Regions from separate parts of the Homo sapiens genome. Here region 2 is linked to region 1. Evidence: chromatin loops called from intact Hi-C (ENCODE). Cell type or tissue: HCT116. All regions are shown on one strand. Each heading gives the region's core, and the rest is flanking DNA. Links, peaks and the distances in the headings are about the cores only. Region 1 overlaps DNAJC1 (DnaJ heat shock protein family (Hsp40) member C1). Region 2 overlaps DNAJC1 (DnaJ heat shock protein family (Hsp40) member C1).

Region 1 (10,032 bases), core at 2,211-7,210:
TGTGCACAGTGACTCACGCCTGCAATCCCAACACTTTGGGAGGCCAAGGTGGGAGGATCAATTGAACGTGAGCTCAATACCAGCCTTGGCAACATAAGAGACCCTGTCTCTGCAAAAAAATTTTAAAAATTAGGCATGGTGGTGCCTACCTGTAGCCCAAGCTACCCAGGAGGCTGGAGCAGGAGGACTGCTTGTGCACAGGAGGTGCCACTGCTTGGCTGCAGTGAGCCTAGATCATGCCAATGCACTCCAGCCTGGGTGACAGAGTATGAGACTCTGTCTCAAAAAATTTATATGTGTACACACAGATTTTTAAATTTCCCTACGGTGGAGAGATTGTCTGGGTTTGGTAGTTACGTAGCTATAACCGTAAAAGCCTTCCTAGATAATACACTGTATTTTGGGGGCTTCTGTTTGTCCTTTCAAGTAGCACTAGTGACAAGATGATAAACTGCAAATTTGTTTGTCTCGTGTGCCATTGCATAGATTCTGATCTTCCATCAAGCAAGCTGGAGGGGAAAAAAAGTCACTTTTAAGTAGTTAATAAATGGTACACTAAAATTCCTAACTATGTCTGCATAAACTACATAAAAATTAGAACTTTTTTTTTTTTTTTTGAGACTGGGTCTTGTTCTGTTGCCCAGGCTGGAGCACAGTGGTGTGATCTCGGCTCACTGCAACCTCCGCCTCCAGGGTTCAACCTATTCTCCTGCCTTAGCCTCCCGAGTAGCTGGGACTATAGGTGTGTGCCACCATGCCCGGCTAATGTTTGTATTTTTAATAGAGACAGGGTTTCACCATGTTGGCCAGGCTGGTCTCGAAATCTTGACCTCGGCCTCCCAAAGTGCTGGGATTACAGACATGAGCCACTGTGCCCTGCCTAGGACATTAATTTTTAAACTGGGCTCTAAAACTAACTGGTGGCACTTAGAAGTATAAAGTATTAATTCAATTATTTTTTTATTGTGAAATGCTCCAAGGCAATTGTTTTAATGCAGAAAATAATTATTAAAAAAACACTCTGGTAATCTGATAGTAAGATAATCAAGCATGTACATAAAATATACAACAATATGAAAAGGTAAATATATTCTTGGTAATATGCCCCCAGGAAGAAGTACATTAAATGAGTCTATATTAAATTTTACCTATTTGAATTAAGAAACTTTTGAAAAAAGAACCATTTCAGCTTCAGATTTCCTTAACCACCTCTAGATTAAATTGTAATTGCTAAGTAGAATATCCATAGTTGAACCAAATTTAGTTATGAAAGATCTATAATGCAACAGCCATGATCCAATTAAAGGTAGACTGGTATAATGATTAAAAGTACTGGGGTCAAATAAACCTCCTCATGTTAACGCATCAGTAAATGGGAAATAATAATAATGTTATCTCACATAGTTGATGTAAGGCTTAATTGAGGTAGTTTGCGTACAATGTCTGTGAACTGAAGGAGTTCAAGCACAATGCCTGTCATGTAATAAATAATAAACAAACATTAACCGCTATTACTATCATCCTCTTTTAATTCTGAAGGTAGATACCTGCTACTTTATTGGAACTCCCTTAGAAAACAATTTTGGGCTCTGCCAAAAATCATTTAATATGGCAAAAAAAAACCAAAGGTTTAAAGTTTCCTCAATATGGTTGACCAGGTATCTGGACCATCCCTGTGGCTAAATGCATCTGTGGATAAGGTGTTACTATGTTTAAAGAAATAAAAGACCAGCATGAAAATATCCACATATGCAGAGGTATTAGAAAAATATAAATATTTACCAAAAGGATTTGATAAAGTACCAAGTAGAGCCTCTACCATTAAAACTTTTTAAAATTGAAATATAATATTCAGCAGATAGGTATAAAAGCAAATTAAATATATATGTTACAAAGAGTATTAGCGAGATGGAAGACAGAAAATTTAAAAGCCAGCCAAAATGAGGTTAGGATTAAACACTATATCCCAAGTATCAAAGTGTTTTACATTAACAGATTTAATCTTCCCAACAACCTACTATTATCTCCATTTTACAACACAAAATAATGAAACTGGTGTTGTCTCGTTTGTATTTCAAAAATAAACATTTCCATATCAAAGATGAAAGACAAATGGATAATGACTTTTTTTTTTTTTTTTTAAACTCCGTTTTCAGTTCTGGCTTAGATAGGAGAGGTGATAACTAAGAATCCTGCTTGAAGGTGTCAAGGACAAATAGATAGGAAGCTTCTATGATAAAGAGATAAACATTTTTCACATAATACAGTTACTAGAAATAAATATGTATTACTCCTAGGTCCCTTCCCCTTTTCTAGCTGTTTAGCTCTTATTCCTCAATGTTCAGCTCAAGTGTAATTTCTTTTCCCTTAGGTGTCACTTTGCATCTATGCATTATTTTACTTTTACATTCATAGTGTGTTATAAGCATTGTCACTTCCAAACTGTGTGCCTCTAGGAAAGAACCAGCAAAGTAGTCATAAAAATGTCACACAGTTAGGATTCAGCAATTTTTGTGACTCCAAAATATCATTTACTTTCTCCCAATTTTCTTCTTTTAAAATTGATATATAATAATTGGACATATTTATGGGGCACATGTGATATTTTGATGCATGCATACATATATTAAATCAGGGTAATTAGGATATCCATCACTTGAAAAATTTATCATTTCTTTGGGTTGGGAATATTCCAAATCTTATCTTCTAGCTGTTTTGAAATATACAACAAATTACTGTTAACTATGGTCACTCTACCATGCCATCAAACACTAGAACTTATTCTTTCTAACTGTATTTTTGCAACCGCTAACCAGCCTCTCTTCATCATCCCTCCCTCCTACCTTTGTCAGCCTCTAGTAACTATCATTCTACTTTCTACCTCTGTGAGATCAAGTTTTTCAGCTGTCACATATGAGTGAGAACTTACAATAGTTATCTTCTTGTGCATGGCTTATTAAAATTAACATAACGTCCTCTAGTTCCATCTATGTTGCTGCTACTAACAGAATTTCATTCTTTTTTCATGGTTGAATGATATTCCATTGAGTGTGTGTCCATATATATATGGACAAACACACCATTTTCTTTATCCATTCATATCCTAATGGACACTTAGGTTGATTTTGTTATCTTGGCTATTGTGAATAGTGGTGCAACAAAAATGGGCATGCAGGTATCACTTTGATACCCTGGTTTCCTTTCTTTTGGATACATACCCAGCAAATGGATTGCTAAATCGGATGGTAGATCTATTTGTAGTTTCTTGAAGAATGTCCATACTGTTTTCCATAGCAGTTATACTCACTTTCTCACCAACAGTGAACTATTAGTGTTTCCCTTTCTCTACATCCTTGCCAACACTTGTTGTTTTGTCTTTTTGATAACAGTCACTTTAACTGGGGTCAGATTATATCTCATTTTGGTTTTGATTTGCATTTCCCTGATGATTAGTGATACTAAGCATTTATTTTCATATACTTGTTGGCCATTTCTATGCCTTCTTTCGAAAAATGTCTATTAAGATCATTTGCTCATTTTAAAATCAGATTATTTGCTATTGAGTTGAGTTTCTTATATATTCTAGTTATTAATCCCTTGTCAGATGAATAGTTTGCAAATATTTTCCTCCATTCCATAGGCTGTCTCTTTGTTGCTTCCTTTGTTGTGCAGAACATTTTTAGCTTGTTGCAATCCTTTTTGTCTATTTTTGCTTTTGTATTCTGTGCTTTTGAGGTCTTACCCCTAAAAAAATCTTTGCCCAGACCAATGTCCTGAAGTATTTCCCCAATATAACCCCACTTTCAATATGGATAGAACATCTAGAAAGAAGATAAATAGGGAACCAGAGGATTTGAATAACATTATAAACCAAATAGATCTAACAGACATCTACAGAACAATCCATCCAATAACAGCAGAATACACATTCTTCTCCAGTGCACATGGAACATTCTCCAGGATAAAACATGTATCAAGCCACAAAACAAGTGTCAATAAATTTTAAATTGCTCAAATCACACAAAGTATCTTCTGTAATCACAAGAAATGAAGATAGAAATCAGCAACAGAAGAAAAACGAGAAAACTCAAAGCATGTGGATATTAAAACACTCTTAACCAATGAGTACAAGAAAAATCAAAAGGGAAATTTGAAAACACTCAGAAACAAATTAAAATAATAATAAAGCATACCAAAATGTATGAATACAGTGAAAGCAGTGTTTGAAGGTAATCTTATAATAGTAAATGCCAGCCAGGCACAGTGGCTCAAGCCTGTAATCCCAGTACTTTGGGAGGCTGAGGCAGGTGGATCACCTGATGTCAGGAGTTCAAGACCAATCTGGCCAACATGACAAAACCCTGTTTCTACTAAAAATACAAAAAAAATTAGCCAGGCATGGTGGCACGCACCTGTAATCCCAGCTACTCAGGAGGCTGAGGCAAGAGAATCATTTGAACCCAGAAGTCAGAGGTTGCAGTGAGCCGAGATCGTGCCACTGCACTCCAGGCTGGGTGACAGAGTGGGACTCCGCCTCAAAAAAAAAAAAAAAAAAAAAAAAAAAGTAAATGCCTACACTGATAAGAAGTATTTCAAATTAATAATTTAGACTTTATTCCTGAAGGAAGTAGAAAAAGGAGATCAGAGACCAAAGCTAGCAAAAGGAAGGAAATAATAAAAATGAAATAGAGAACAGATAAATAATAGAATCAATGAAACAAAATGTCATTTTTTTAAAAAGACAAAACTGACAAGCCAATACTGACAGGGGGAAAAAAAGAGGGGAGATGCAAATAACTCAGTCCTTTTCAAAATCTTAAAAAATCTGAAGAGAAGGGAACATTTGCTAACACATTTTATGATGCCAGTATTACACTGATTTCCAAGTCTGACAAAGACAGCATGAGAAAAGAAACTATAGACCAATATTGTTTATAGATATTGATACAAAAATCATCAAAAAAATATTAGCAACCCAAATCGAAAAGTGTATGAAAACAATTATACACTAAGATGAAGTGAGGTTTATCCCAGGAATGCAAGGTTGGTTCAACATGAGAAAATCATTCAATGTAATACATCACATTAATAGATAAAAGGGAAAAAAAAACCACACATGATCATCTCAATTGATGCAGAAAAACATTTGACAAAATTCAACACCCTTTCCTAATTAAAACACCCAATAAAGTAGGAATAGAAGGAAACTACCTCAACATAATAGAGGTCATTTGTGGAGAAACCATAGCTAACATCATACTCAATGGTAAAAGACTAAAAACTTTCCCGTTGAGATCAGGAACAAGATAAGGATGCCCACTTTAGCCACTTCTGTTTAAACATAGTACTGGAAGTTCTAGCCAGGGCAACTGTGTAAGAAAGAGAAATAATGGACATCTGAATTGGAAGGAAAAAGTAAAATTATCTCCGTTCACAGATATCATCTGATATGTAGAAAACTCTGAAGACCCTACAAAAAAAACTAGTAGAATTAACAAATTCAGTAACATTATAGGTACAAAAATCAATACATAAAACGCAGTTGGGTTTCTAGACACTAACAATGGACAATATAAACAAGAAAACTAAGAAAACAATTCCATTTACAACAGCATGAAACAGAATAAAATACTTAGGAATAAATTTAACTAAGGAGGTGAAGGACTTGTATACAGAAAATTACAAAACACTGCTGAAAGAGATTAAAGGAGACAGAAATAAATGGAACGACATCCCATGTTCATGTATTGGAATACTTAATATTTAAATTTTCTTTTCTTTTTTTTTTTTTTTACTTAGTGCTTCCTAGCACAAGGGAGACAATATTGTTAAGATGTGACTACTATGCACATCTATGCACATCAATGCAATACCCAACAAAATCCCAATGACATGTTTTGCAGAAACAAAAAATTCCATGCTAAAATTAATTAAAATCTCAAGGAACCCTAAATAGCCAAAATGAACTTGGAAAAAGAACAAAGGCTGGAGAATTCACACTTCCTGATTTGAAATTTTACTACAAAGCTATTGTAATCAAAATATTGTGGTACTGGCATGAAGACAGACACATAGAACAAGAGAAAAGAATAGAGAGGCCAGAAATAAACCTTGCATATATGATCAAATGGTTTTTGACACAGGTGACAAGTCCATTTAATGGAGATAGAAACAGTCTCTTCAACAAATAGTCCTGAGACTATACATACAGAATGAAGCAGGACCCATAACTCACACCACAAATAAAAATTAATGCAAAATGAATCAACAACCTAAATATAATAAGAAAAACCATAAAATTCATAGAAGAAAGCATAGGGGTAAAATTCACGCTCTTGGATTTGACAATGCATTCTTAGTCCAAACAACAAAAATAGAAGTCAATCAATTGGACTTCATCAAAATTAAAAACTTTTGTGCATGAAAGAACATTATTATGAAAATGAAAAAACTCCTACAGGATGAGAGAAAATATTTACAATTCGTATATCTGATAAGCACCTAGTATGCAGAATTATAACAAACTCAACAACAAAAAGACAACCCAATTCAAAAAAGGGCATTTATTCAAAGAAGCTACACAACAAATGGCCAAAAAACATGTGAAAAGATTCTCAACATCATTACTCACTAGGGGAATGCAAATCAAAACCAAAGTGAGATAGTGAGATATCACTGCACACCCTAGGGTGGCTATAACAATCACAACCACAACAAAAGTGAAAAATAACAAGTGAAGGTGAGAATATGGAGAAAATGGAATCCTCGTATATTGCTAGTGAGAATGTAAAATGGTTCGGCTGCAGTGGAAAACAGGTTGATGGTACATCAAAAAGTTAAACATAAAATTACCATCATCACCTAGCAATTCCAATCAGGTATATACCCAAAGCAATTGAAAACATAAACTCAAATAACCATACACACATTTGTAGCACCATCATTTACAATACGTAAAAGGTAGAAACAGCCCAAACATTTATCAATGGATGAATGGATAAACAAATTGTAAGATACGGCCGGGCGCAGTGGTTCATGCCTGTAATCCCAGCACTTTGGGAGGCCGAGACGGGTGGATCACTAGGGCAGGAGATCGATACCATCCTGGCTAACACAGTGAAACCCCATCTCTACTAAAAATACAAAAAATTAGCTGGCCTGGTGGCGGGCGCCTGTAGTCCCAGCTACTCGGAAGGCTGAGGCAGGAGAATGGTGTGAACCCGGGAGGCGGAGCTTGCAGTGAGCCGAGATCACGCCGCTGCACTCCAGCCTGAGCGACAGAGTGAGACTCTGTCTCAAAAAAAATAAAAAATAAAAAAAATAAAAAATTGTGAGATACACACACACACACACACACACACACACACACACACACACACGGAATATTATTCAGCCATAAAAAGATTGATACTAGCTACAAAGTGGATGACCATCAAAATATGCTAAGAGAAAGGAGGCAGAAACAAAAGGTCACATACTGTATGAGTTCCTTTAAATGAAATATTCAGAACAGGTAAATTCATAGAGACAAAATGCAGACTGGTGGTTGTCACGGGCTGGTGGAGGTGGGCAATGAGAAGCAATTGCTCAATGGGTACAGTTTCCTTTTGAGGTGATATCATGTTTTGGAGCTAGACAGAGGTGGTGGTTGGACAACACTGTGAATGTCCTAAATGCTACTGAATTGTTCATTTTAAAAGGTTAATTTTATGTTATATGGATTTCACCTCAATTTTTAAAAACTCTTATAGCAACAATAAAATCATACCTCATTGTGAGATCCACCAGAAAAGCTAAAATGAAAAAAGACATACAATATCAAGTGTTGTCAGGGTGTGGAGCAACAGAAATCCTCATGAACTAACTGGTGGATGTATAAATTGGTTACAATTACTTGGGAAGACTGGCAACATTTACCAGACGTAAACCATATGCATACCAAGCATAATGCTTGGTTAGGTGCTCAATAAATATTTATTGATTGAACTAACGAAGTACCCACTTTTTTTTTTTTTAGGTACTATGCTAAGAAACAGGACATAAATGAAAAGATATGGTTTGCTCTCCTAATAAAGATACACACACAAATGATTATAATATGCTTATATTGTGGAGGGTGGATATTGTAGTGGTTTTGGAGTCAGATCATTTGAGTTCTGACTCCACCATTTACTAGTTAGCTATGATTTTCAGCAAGTCTGAATTTTATTTCTGCATCAATTATAAAATATCTTTCCTTTCCACTCTCACTCCACAGTTTCAGTCTACTGCTGCTACTTTCACCTTTACAAAACAGAGCATGTCAATACCCCATTCCTTCCAGCTAAAAATCCAAAGATTCCCTACTACATAAAATAATCTAAACTTCTTATCTTGGCATTCAAAAACTTCTACATTTTGTTACCTACCTTTCTTTCCAGCTTTATCTCATATTCTACTCCTGCCATGTTCCAGAAGTCATTCTGGCCTGCTATATCTTATTTGGAATATACTGTTGAAATGTCTTGGCTTTGTGTCTTTGCGCCACATGTGTTTCTTCCAAGAATTCACTCTCTGTACTTTGAGTATTGTTAGTTCATGAGAAAGTGAGTCTTTCATGGTACTATATATTGATAAAGGGTCTTTTGCATTTAATTTTACTTAACATGTAGATTAACCCTGGGAGAGAGTAAACTGACCACGTTTATGGAAGTAGTCTGATACACACTAAAAATGAATAAAAATTAGCATTCAGGAGCACACTTTGGCCTCCCTGACCTTTTATTTCGGTAAAAAAAGTTATTTCCTCAATACTAACCATATTGTTGTACCAGAATATCTCTACTTAAAAACTGTCACTGACAGCCTGGCCAACATGGTGAAACCCTGTCTCTCCTAAAAATATAAAAATTAGCTGGGCGTGGTGGTGCACACCTGTAATCCTAGCTCATCAGGAGGCTGAGGCAGGAGAATTGCTTGAACCCAGGAGGCAGTGGTTGCAGTAAGCCGAGATTGCACACTCCAGCCTGGGCGACAGAATGAGACTCCATCTCAAAAAAAAAAAAAAAAAAAAAAAAAAAAAGACTATCACTGGGGAAACTGCTTTTCTGGTTCATCCATTTGAATCTAATCCAGTGTCAAAACTTATCAAGTTAGCTCTGCCACCCCTGTTATTCCTAGTTGTGAATATGGGAAGATACTCCCAGAAGTTTAAAATGACGGAAATAAGATTGTCCTTTGAAAGATCAACACATAAAGGATAAGAACATGTAATAGACATTGAGTGATTAAGTGAAACAAATTAGTGGCATCAGTCTAATTCACCAACTCAATTTAATTACATTTACCCTATAGACACTACAGTGGATACAAAGATAAAAAGGCCATGAACTCAACCATCAGGTTGTTTATAGTAGAAGAGAAGAGAAATATAAGTCACCAGGTAATTATAATATAAGAATTATATCTCAATTCTTCCTAAAAGGTAGTTATTTATATTAATAAGGCTGGATGCAGGGAAAACAACATAAAATACAAAAACTAAATCCTATACTATACAATATGGTGAAAAAACCTTACATTATAAAAGGACTATCAGATACAAATGTGGATCTTTAAAAAAAAAAAAAAAAAAAACTGTTTCTCCATAGGTATAGTTGTATTTTAAATATTATCAAACTTTTACTTTTGGAAAGCATTTAATACACTATAACTTGTCTTTTCTATAATTTCCTTACCTCTACAAAAATAAAATCTAATTAATTTAAGTATCTGTTTTACATAATGTCATATTCCTAAGACAGAAGTGGTGCATTTAGAGATACAGGAAAAAAAACAAACAAACAGGAAGTAGTATTCACCTAATCAGTAATGTGATGTCTGATTGGAAGAAGTAGCATATCAGTTGTTAGGAAGTGAAAAGCATTCTCAGATTTCAAAGCAACATAGATGTGATAAGATTCAAGGCAGAAGAGAGCAGGTGGTATGACAGCAGCCATTAATTATAAGATACACTTATAATTAGGTTTAACAAAAGACCTACTTTAAAGACTT
Region 2 (10,032 bases), core at 1,824-6,823, 82 kb before region 1:
AAAATGATTAAAGATATTAGTCTTCAGCGAGTATGCTGCTATTAACATAAGAAAGAGGGAGGCAAATACAGACAGTCTGTGCAAGACTAGTTATACTTCTAGACGTGTACGCCCTCACACTCCAATTCATTATTCCCTCTGTGGAAGGGGGCCAGGAACCCAGACTCAGACACTTTTCATTGCATTCCCTTTTGTACTGTTTTAATTTTTTAAGTGTGTGCAGGTTGTTTTTTTTTTTTTTTTTTAGACCCTACGCCAAGAATTTATTTATTTATTTGGTAAAAGAAAAGTATAAAATTGAGGATCTTTAAATTCAAAAACTTTTAAAAGTACTTTGTCAAAATACTAGGAAGCCTCTGTGTAATAGGAAATATTCCCATGGTTGCCTTCCACCTTATAAAAAGATGTCACTGAAACTCTGGGGTTATCTATACATTCACTCAACTGGGTATCTTGTTGCAATATCTTGAGAGTGAAAGAACATGGGATGATGCCAAGTGACGAGGCCACCATCAGCCTGTGAGTGCTGTGGAAATCCCATTTTTCCCTTGGGAAACGTTGGTGCCCTATGTACGTAACACATAAGCTCTGCTAATGGGCACAGTGAGGGTGCTGGCATAAGTCGGAATATCAAAGATGAGAAAGTTTAATTCCTCTCTCACTGCCTTAAGATAAAAACAAAGATCAACAGAAATTCAAATACGGTCTTCTTATATTCCAAAGAATCATCCTGTCTACCTCACTTTGGAGACCACAACTTCAGAACAATAAAAAAAAAATGGAAACAAACAAAATGTCCAACAATAGAAACTTGTTAAATAAACTATGGGGCAGACATCTATACTATGGACTACTATGGAGCCATTAAGAAGATGATACAGACATATGAGTGTACGGAGTGAAAAAATGTAAAACAGTATTGCGGTACAGTCCCATTCTTGTAAAAATATTATATGCACATATGTGCATCAGAAAAGTCTGAAGAAATATCTCTCTCAAAATAACAACAATTGGTAGGTTACATGTGATTGTTATTTTCTTCCTTTTGTTTATCTGTATTTTTTTGAGTTTCTATTAGCGAACATTTCTTTCCATGCTCACTAAAGCAACTCTCTTAAGAAACAGCCAAATACCTCCATCTGGGTGTGTTCTTATCTGTAGAAGGTCATTTTCCCCTGTGCTAGCCTATTAAGCCAGCTGTGTTTTCTAAACCATCCATTTCAAACACTTTGAAAGGTATCCAAAATCTTAGGAAACAATTTTAGAATTTCTAATAATACTTCAGAAGCACAGCTTTATGGCTTAAATGGATCACACTGCTTACGGATTCTTTGTTAATTTGTGAACATAATCAGAAGAAATACTTTTATTTCAAAATTCTTTGGCTTCTTAAAGGCTATTAAAAAACAAAATAAAACACATAATTTAATGAATATATTTGTGACAAAGACCTTATGGTGCTTTTAGAGAGTCACAGGATGTTTGGATGTGGCCAAATATCACATCGGATTTGCCTCTTTTCCTCTCTGTCCTGATGCTGGATCTGCTCTCTGCTCAAAGCTGCTTCTGGTGCCTTCTCTCAGCCACAGGTGTTGCCTCAGAGATGCACTTAAATATTCAACTCCACATTTCCTGTTTTCTTCATACTTCTGACCCCCCTCCACCAAGCTCCAGGAAGATCTACGTCAGTTCCTTACTCTGAGCTGCGCTGCCTTTTCAATGGTATGATTTTGGAGAATGTCTTGAAGTAGGCTTCTGTCATATAACATCCCATTGCCCCGTCTCTGCCTCCATGCCCACAGAAATAACTTCATTGGCAGAAAAAGAAATCCAGAAATTTCCTCTTGCTAAAGCCTGGAGAACTCCAAGTTGAATTCTTTTAAAAAAATTTTTTTTTACGTTTATTTTTCAGAAATGGGGGGTCTCACTATGTTGCCCAGGCTGGTTTTGAACTCCTGGGCTCAAGTGATCCTCCCGCCTCGGCCTCTAGAGTAGTTGAAACTATAGCTGTGCCACCACGCCCGGCTGGGGTGGCTTTTTGAGATCTCTGGGTTTGCTAATTGTTGGCTTGTTCATCTGCATTACTCTCCCTGGGACCTGTATTTGAGTTAGGTTGCAAAGTTTCTGAAGCATGTTCTTATTTCCTGGTTCTAAGCAAAGAATATGGAGACTCTAACAAAATTCCAGTTAATCTTGGAGGAAATTGATTTTAAGAAACATAAATGGGGCTGAGCACGGTGGCTCACGCCTGTAATCCCAGCAATTTGGGAGGCCGAGGTGAGAGGATCAAGAGGTCAGGAGTTCAAGACCAGCCTAGCCAAGATGGTGAAACCAGGTCTCTACTAAAAATACAAAAATCTGTCAGGTGCAGTGGCGGGCGCCCGTAATCCCAGCTACTCGGGGGCTGAGGCAGGAGAATCACTTGAACCTGGGAGGCAGAGGTTGCAGTGAGCCGAGATTGCGCCACTGCACGCTAGCCTGGGCAACAGAGCAAGACTCCGTCTCAAAAAAAAGGAAACATAAATGCCTGGGAAAGCTGTTAGCCATTTATCCCAAAGGGCAGCTCTGCAAGTGCGGCAGTGACAGGGGTGGACAGTGCAGGGAAACAGTGTGCACATAGCATTTGCGTGGTGTGCAGATGGGCTTTCTCCTGTGTTCCCCGTCCCCACAAATTAAACTATAGAAGACGATCTGTATACTTATTTAACCTTATTAATTAAATACATCTTCTCGGCACCAGTATGTGCAGGGCTGGACTGGCTTGCTGGTGCCCGTATTTCAACCCTTTTTGGAGATATGACCAGATTTAGAGTTCATTAGGCAAAACTTCTAGACCCTTGTATTTAAAGAAGTTATTATAAAAAGGGATTAATTTAGAAGAAACCACTTTAGATTAATGAGATAGAGGAAGTATGAACTCACCTGGGGAGCAGGTCACTGAATCCTTCAGTTGCTTGGCTTTGGTTGTCACCTGTTTCAAAACATAAAAGCAAAAATCTTACTTTCCATGTACCTACTATATGCTGAGTGAAACGATTCCATGTAAGCTCCATGTGAATGAACACAGTTCATTGGATCTTAGGCCTGAAAGACCCTCAGTCGTCTGTCGCATCCATTAATGTAATTAACAAGAAAACTGAAGCCCAGAGAGATTAAATGGATAGCTCCAAAACACCCATCCACTCAGCAGCAGCTTCAGGACAAGAACTCACATCCCTAGACTCCTTCTAGTTCAATGACAGTTCCGTTATACGAGGCTGCCTCTTTTCATTTTTATTTTTTTTTAATACTTTAAGTTCTAGGGTACATATGCACAACGGGGGCTGCCTCTTAAAAGATACTACTTTCAAGGCCGGGCATGGTGGCTCATGCCTGCAATCCTAGCACTTTGGGAGGCCAAGGTGGGTGGATCACTTGAGGTCAGGAGTTCAAGACCAGCCTGTCCAACATGGGGAAACCCCGTTTCTATGAAAATACAAAAAGTAGCTGGGCAAGGCGGTGGTTGCCTGTAATCCCAGCTACTCGGGAGGCTGAGGCAGGAGAATCGCTTGAACCCAGGAGGCGGAGGTTGCAGTAAGCTGACATTGCACCACTGCACTCCAGCCTGGGCATCGGAGTGAGACCCTGCCTAAAAAAAAAAAAAAAAAAAAAAGATACTACTTTCATTATGCAAACAGGTCATTTTTTAAACCTAGAATTTCCAGAAATGGAATATCTTTCTTCACTGGAGAATATTCTACCACTGAGTATTGCAATCAGTGGGGAAAATGACATTTATGCTAATAGTGTTATAAGATAAAAGTCCTTCCTTTCTGCAACCTGGAAGGGAACCCTAAGAGCATCTGAGATTGACATTGGAGGAAGAATCTGTTGATGGAGTGGGGCAGCTGCACCCAAGAACCATGATACCTTTACACATATGAGTGTGGATCCACAGAAAGAATTTGGTCTGGTGGTAATTTTTTTTCTTTATATAAATGGTATCATATTTCACGTCTTATTCTATAGCTTGCTCTTTCTTCATTTAACAATGTCTTTGAGATCTACATACAGAATTGCCTTATTTTTCTTTTATCTTCTCTTTCTCTGTCAACTTATTTTGTTTGTTTGTTTGTTTTTAAAGATATGTTGCTATGTTGCAGTCTTGCTATGTGGCCCAGAATGGCCTGTAACTCCTAGGCTCAAATGATCCTCCCACCTCAGCCTCCTGAGTAGCTGGGACTACAGGCATGAGCCACTGCACTTGGCTTTCTTTTTTAAAATTGAGATAAAATTTACAGAGTGTAATGTGCAGACTTTAAATGTGCAATTTGATGAGTTTTGACCAAAAATCTCTGCCTATGTAACCAACATCACAATCAAATTACAGAATATTGACCAGGCACAGTCGCTCATGCCTGTAATCCCAGCACTCTGGGAGGCCGAGGCAGCCAGATCACTTGAGGTCAGGAGTTCGAGACCAGCCTGGTCAATATAGCAAAACCTGTCTCTACTAAAAATACAAAAATTATCCAGGCACGGTGGCACACGCCTGTAATCCCAGCTATTTGGGAGGCTGAGGCAGCAGAACTGCTTGAACCCAGGAGGTAGAGGTTGCAGTGAGCTGAGATTACGTCACTGCACTCCAGCCTGGGCAACAGAGCCAGACTCCATCTTAAAAAAAAAAAAATTACAGAACATTCCTATTACTCCAGAAAGTTCCCTTGTGCCCTTCATGCAATCTCTATCCTGCCACAGACAACCACTGTTCAGACTTCTATTGTATATTTTTAAGAAATATGGGGTTAAAGTTATTAATTTTTTTCAAATGAATAGTTAATTGCCCTAATGCACTTATCTAACAAGCCATCCTTTCCATTTATTTAAAATATGAATTTCATTAAAGTTATGTTTGGCTGTAAACATGTGCTATTATATTTTTCTATATTTCTCTATCCCATTAATCCATGTATATTCTCGAACCAACACTTCATGGCTTTAATGAAATTTGAAAGTAAAATGTCAGAAAGCATGATCATTAAGAGCCGAGAGTCAGGCAGATCTGCTCTTCAGTCTTGGTTCCACCTCTCAGCTGGGTAACAGACAGCAATTTTCCATCCTTCTCTGTTTCATATATTACCCTCTGTAATGTGTGGATACCACTACCATTTGCCTCTTACGGATGTTTTCAGTTTGAAACAAACCCTTAGCATGATACCTGGCAGACAGTAAAGGCTCAGTAAATATTACCTGTTATAATTGAAATAGATCATTTGTTTTCCATTCATACAAAGAGCAGAATTAGAACATTTAAAGCTGCTTGGAAACACTTTTCAATTTTGTTCCCTACCTTCCACTCTCTCTACAGATGACCTTGCTTCCTATTTAATGTAAACAAACTGAAGTTATCCAACATGAGCTTCCTTGACTTCTGAATTTCCCAGCTCAAAAATTTGATTGCCCCACCATATATCCATTCCTTCTTTTATCCTAATTCAAAGAAATAAATGCATTCCTTCCCCTTGAGGCTAAATCTGCCCCTTGAATCCTCACAGAACTATGCTCCATCAATTACTTGCTTTCATCTTCAACTTCCCCTGTCCATGAGATGCATCCCATAAATCTTCAAACTTAGCTCAAGTAGTCTACTCTAAATCTTCCCTTGACCTTATCTTTTCTATTCCACTTGGCATTCATGAGAATATGTCCTAGTTTTCCTTCTTTCTCTGAATGTTCCTCCACTGGCCTCTCCTATATACTCCTGCCTCTTGTTCCCTAATAGAAGTGTTCCTCAACATTCTACCCTTGCCATTCATGTTCTTTCCACTTTCTACTCTGGTATCTCATCCCAGCTATTCGATAATACTTTAGAAAAGAAATGATTAACCTAGGTCTCTGGCCCTGACTTCTACCTTGGAATGCCAGTCTCATAGAAACTGACCACGCAACAATGGATCCTCAGATCTGAAAAGGACTTCACCTACGTAACATTAAGCTTACTATGCAATAGGCACTGTTCTAAATAAATTGTGTGTGTGCACATATTCCTCACAGTAGCAATATGAGGTAGGCATAGAATGGTTATCCTGATTTTACAGAATCTGAGGCCCAGGGAGAATAAATAATATATCCAAGTTAAACAGTTAGTGAGAAGCTAAAACAAGCAGGGATCTAAAATTTTTGCTCTCTATCACTATAACATAACCACCTTTTAAATCCAAATCTTTCATTTTATAGAAGAAGAAACAAGCCAAGTGCTCTTTCTGCTGTACTACATGGCTTCACTTTCTAACTGCCATTAAATCTCTCAGAGGTCTCCTAGTTCCTAAAACTAACCAAACCAAAAACTAAACTCATCAGTTTTTCTTTTCTTTTCTTTTCTTTTGAGACAGAGTTTCTGTTCTTGTTGTCCAGGCTGGAGTGCAATGGAGCGATTCCAGCTCACTACAACCTCTGCCTCCCAGGTTCAAGCAATTCTCCTGCCTCAGCCTCCTGAGTAGCTGGGATTACAGGCATGAGCCACCACGCCAGGCTAATTTTGTATTTTTAGTAGAGATGGGGTTTCTCCATGTTGGTCAGGCTGGTCTTGAACTCCCAGCCTCAGGTGATCCACCCACCTCGGCCTCCCAAAGTGCTGGGATTACAGGCGTGAGCCACTGCGCCCGGCCTAAACTCATCAGTTTTTCCAATAAAACAACTTCTCTGCTTTTCCTCCATTGCTTAATAGTTTTATCATCCAAGTCACTTAGGCTCAAAATCTAACGAGTCCATTTTTGGATTTTTTCTCTCCTTCCCCAACGAGTTGCTTCACAGTTCAATTCCATTTGTTCCCTTCTCTCTCAGACCTCCACCACCTGCACTAGTCCTTCATTCTCACTTGACCAAACTAATATAACACTTTCTAACAGGTCCCTAACTTAATAGTTAATAATTAATGACTGATGCTGAGCATTTTTTCATGTGTTTATTGGACATCTGTGTATCTTCCTTGGAGGAATATCTATTCATATCCTGTATCCATTGCTTATGTGGGTCATTTAACTTTTTATTATTGAGTTGTAAGATTATTTTTTTCTTCTTTTTTTTTTTTTTTTTTTTGAGATGGAGTCTAGCTCTGTCGCCCAGGCTGGAGTGCAGTGGCACGATCTCGACTCACTGCAGCCTCCGCCTCCAAGGTTCAAGTGATTCTCCCACCTCAGCCTCACAAGTAACTGGGACTACAGGCATGTGCCAAGATGCCCGGCTAATTTTTTGTATTTTTAGTAGAGATGGGGTTTCACCGTGTTGGTCAGGCTGGTCTCAAACTCCTGACCTGAGGTGATCCGCCCGCCTCGGCCTCCCAAAGTGCTGGGAGTACAGGCGTAAGCCACCATGCCTGGCCAGAGTTGTAAGATTCTTGATGTGCTCTGGGTACATATACTTTTATCAGACATAAGATGTGCAAATAAGTTCTCCCATTCTTTGGGTTGCTTTTTCACTTTCTTGATGGTGTCCTTTGACTCACAAAAGTTTTTAATTTTGCTGAGGTCCAATTTATCTATTTTTTTTAATTTTGAAGCTTTTGGTTGCTTGTGCCTTTGGTGTCATATCTAAGAATCCTCTGCCAAATCTAAGGTCAGGAAGACTTAAGAGTTCCAAATTAAATTAGACTTTAATTTCTTTCAACAATGTTATATAGTTTTCAAAGTTAAAGTTTTTCACTTCTTTTAATTTATTCCTGAGTATTTTATTCTTTTTGATGCAATTATGAATGTCATTAATTTCATTTTCAAGTTGTTCATTGTAAATGTATAAAAAATAAAACTGATTTTTGTAATATTGCTATGTATCCTGCAACCTTGCTAAACTCATTTATTAGTTCCAATGTTTTTTTTAGTGCATTTCTCAAGATTTTCTATATATAAAATCATGCCATCTGCAAATAGATAATTTTACTTCTTTTTTTCCATCTTATTTCTTTTTCTTGCCTAAATGCCCTGGCTAAGACTTCAATACAATGCTGAATAGAAGAAGCAAGAGCAGACATCCTTGTTTTGTTCTTGATCTTAGCAGGAAAGCATTCTTTCACCAGTAAACATGGTGTTGTGGGTTTTTAGTATGGTCTTTTATCTGGTTGAGATACTTCTTTTTTATTCCTAGTCTGCTGAGTGTTTTTATAGTGCAAGGGTGTTGGGTTTTGTCAAACACTTTTTTTTTTTTGAGACGCAGTCTCGCTCTGTTGCCCAGGCTGCAGTGCAATGGCACGATCTCGGCTGACTGCAACCTCTGCCTCTGGGTTCAAGTGATTCTCCTGCCTCAGCCTCCCGAGTAGCTGGGATTACAGGTGCGTGCCACCACACCTGGCTATATTTTGTATTTTTAGTAGAGATAGGGTTTCACCACATTGGCCAGGCTGATCTTGAACTGCTGACCTCAGGTGATCAGCCTGCCCTGGCCTCCCAAAGCGTTGGTATTACAGGTGGGAGCCACTGAGTCCGGCTCAAACACTTCTCTTGAGATGATCGTGTGATACTGCTTTTTATTCTATTGACATGAGGTATTTACATTAATTGATCTTGAGATGTTTAACCAACCTTGTGTTCCATGGTTAAATGCCACTTGATCATGGTAATAAATGTTTTTTGTTTGTTTGTTTGTTTTTAGATAAATCTTCACCCAGGCTGAAGTACAGTGGTGTGATCAAAGCTCACTGCATCCTTCAATTCCTGGACTCAAGGGATTCCCCCTGCTTAGCCTCCTGAGGAGCTGCAACTACAGTTGCACACCACCATGCCCAGCTTCATGGTGATAATTCTTTTTATAAGTTGCCGAATTCAGTTTGGTGGTATTTTTTGAGATTTTTTTCATCCATATTTATAAAAACATTGGTCTGTAGTTTTCTTGTGATGTCTTTGGTTTTGCATCAAGGTAATACTGCCATCATAAAATGAGATGAGAAATATTCACCCCTCTTCTTTTTTTTTTTTTTTTTTTTTTGAGAGCACTGGAATTTTTTAAATGTTTGGTAGAATTCAGTGGTGAAACTATCTGGACTTGGACTTTTCATTATGTATAGGTTTTTGATAACTAATTCAACCTTTTTACTAATTATAAGTCTATCTATTAAAATGGTCTGTTTCTGATTTAGTTTTAGCAGTTTGTGTCTTTCCAGGAATTTATTCATTTCACTTCTATTAGAAAAATAGCCATCTAATTTCTTGACATACATTTATTCACGATTGTATTCCTTTATAATCCTTTTTATTTATATAAGATTGGCAGTAATGTCCTTTTTTTTGACCCTAGAAATTTGAGTCCTTTCTCTTTTTTTCTTGGTTAATTACTTACTTAAATGCATGTTAATTTTCTTGATATTTTCCAAGAATCAGCTTTTGGTTTCACTGATTTTCTCTATTTCTTTATTGTTCTCTATTTCTTCCATTTCTGCTTGTAATAGTCCGCTCTCACATGGCTATAAAGAAATGCCTGAGATTGGGTAATTTATAAAGAAAAGATACTGAATTGGCTCATGGTTTCACAAGCTGTACAGGAAGCGTGGCAGCATCTGCTTGGCTTCTGGGGAAGCCTCAGGAAACTTACAATCACGGCAGAAGGCAAACTAGGAGGCAGCACTTCACATGCCAGAGCAGGAGGAACAGAGAGCGAGGGGGAAATGGTGCATACTTTTAAACAACCAGATCTTGTGAGACCTCTGTCCCGAGAACAGCACCAAAGGGGGAAATCCAACCCCATGATCCAATCACCTCCCACAAGGACCCACCTCCGACACTGGGGATTACAGTTTAATATAGAATTGGTGGAGACACAGATCCAAACCATATCACTGCCCTGCTTTTTGTTATTTTCTTTTTTCTGTGTGCTTTAGGTATAGTTTGTTCTCTTTCTAGTGTCTTAAGGTGGAAAGGTTAATGATTTGAGATCTTTCTTCTTTATTACATAGGCATTTATAGCTACAAATTTCCCTCTAAGAAGTGTGCTAGCTGCATTCCTTGAGTCTTGGTACATCATGTCTTATTTTCATTCATCTCTGATAATATTCCAATTTCCCTCATT

Evidence for each region. Peaks named below come from ENCODE experiments on the same cell type or tissue, not always from the same donor. Only the 100,000 strongest peaks of a DNase experiment are listed, where the experiment ranks them.
Region 2: a loop joins it to region 1, with 2.1 times the contacts of the local background. A loop is called at or near these places in 1 of 110 quality-filtered maps.

What each region holds. Positions count from the first base shown.
Region 1 is chr10:21,844,756-21,854,787 of GRCh38, forward strand. The region is part of intron 8 of DNAJC1 (DnaJ heat shock protein family (Hsp40) member C1); the gene reads right to left. Among named protein-coding and RNA genes, the nearest start is that of DNAJC1, 150 kb to the right of the region's middle. RefSeq lists a silencer at 4,952-5,152. In HCT116, for the core only: no CTCF peak of the experiment used is centred there; a DNase peak (open chromatin) is centred at 5,026.
Region 2 is chr10:21,763,339-21,773,370 of GRCh38, forward strand. It overlaps DNAJC1 (DnaJ heat shock protein family (Hsp40) member C1), which reads right to left. Exons shown (of 12, transcript NM_022365.4): 10 at 2,923-2,971. Among named protein-coding and RNA genes, the nearest start is that of MLLT10, 230 kb to the left of the region's middle. In HCT116, for the core only: no CTCF peak of the experiment used is centred there; no DNase peak of the experiment used is centred there.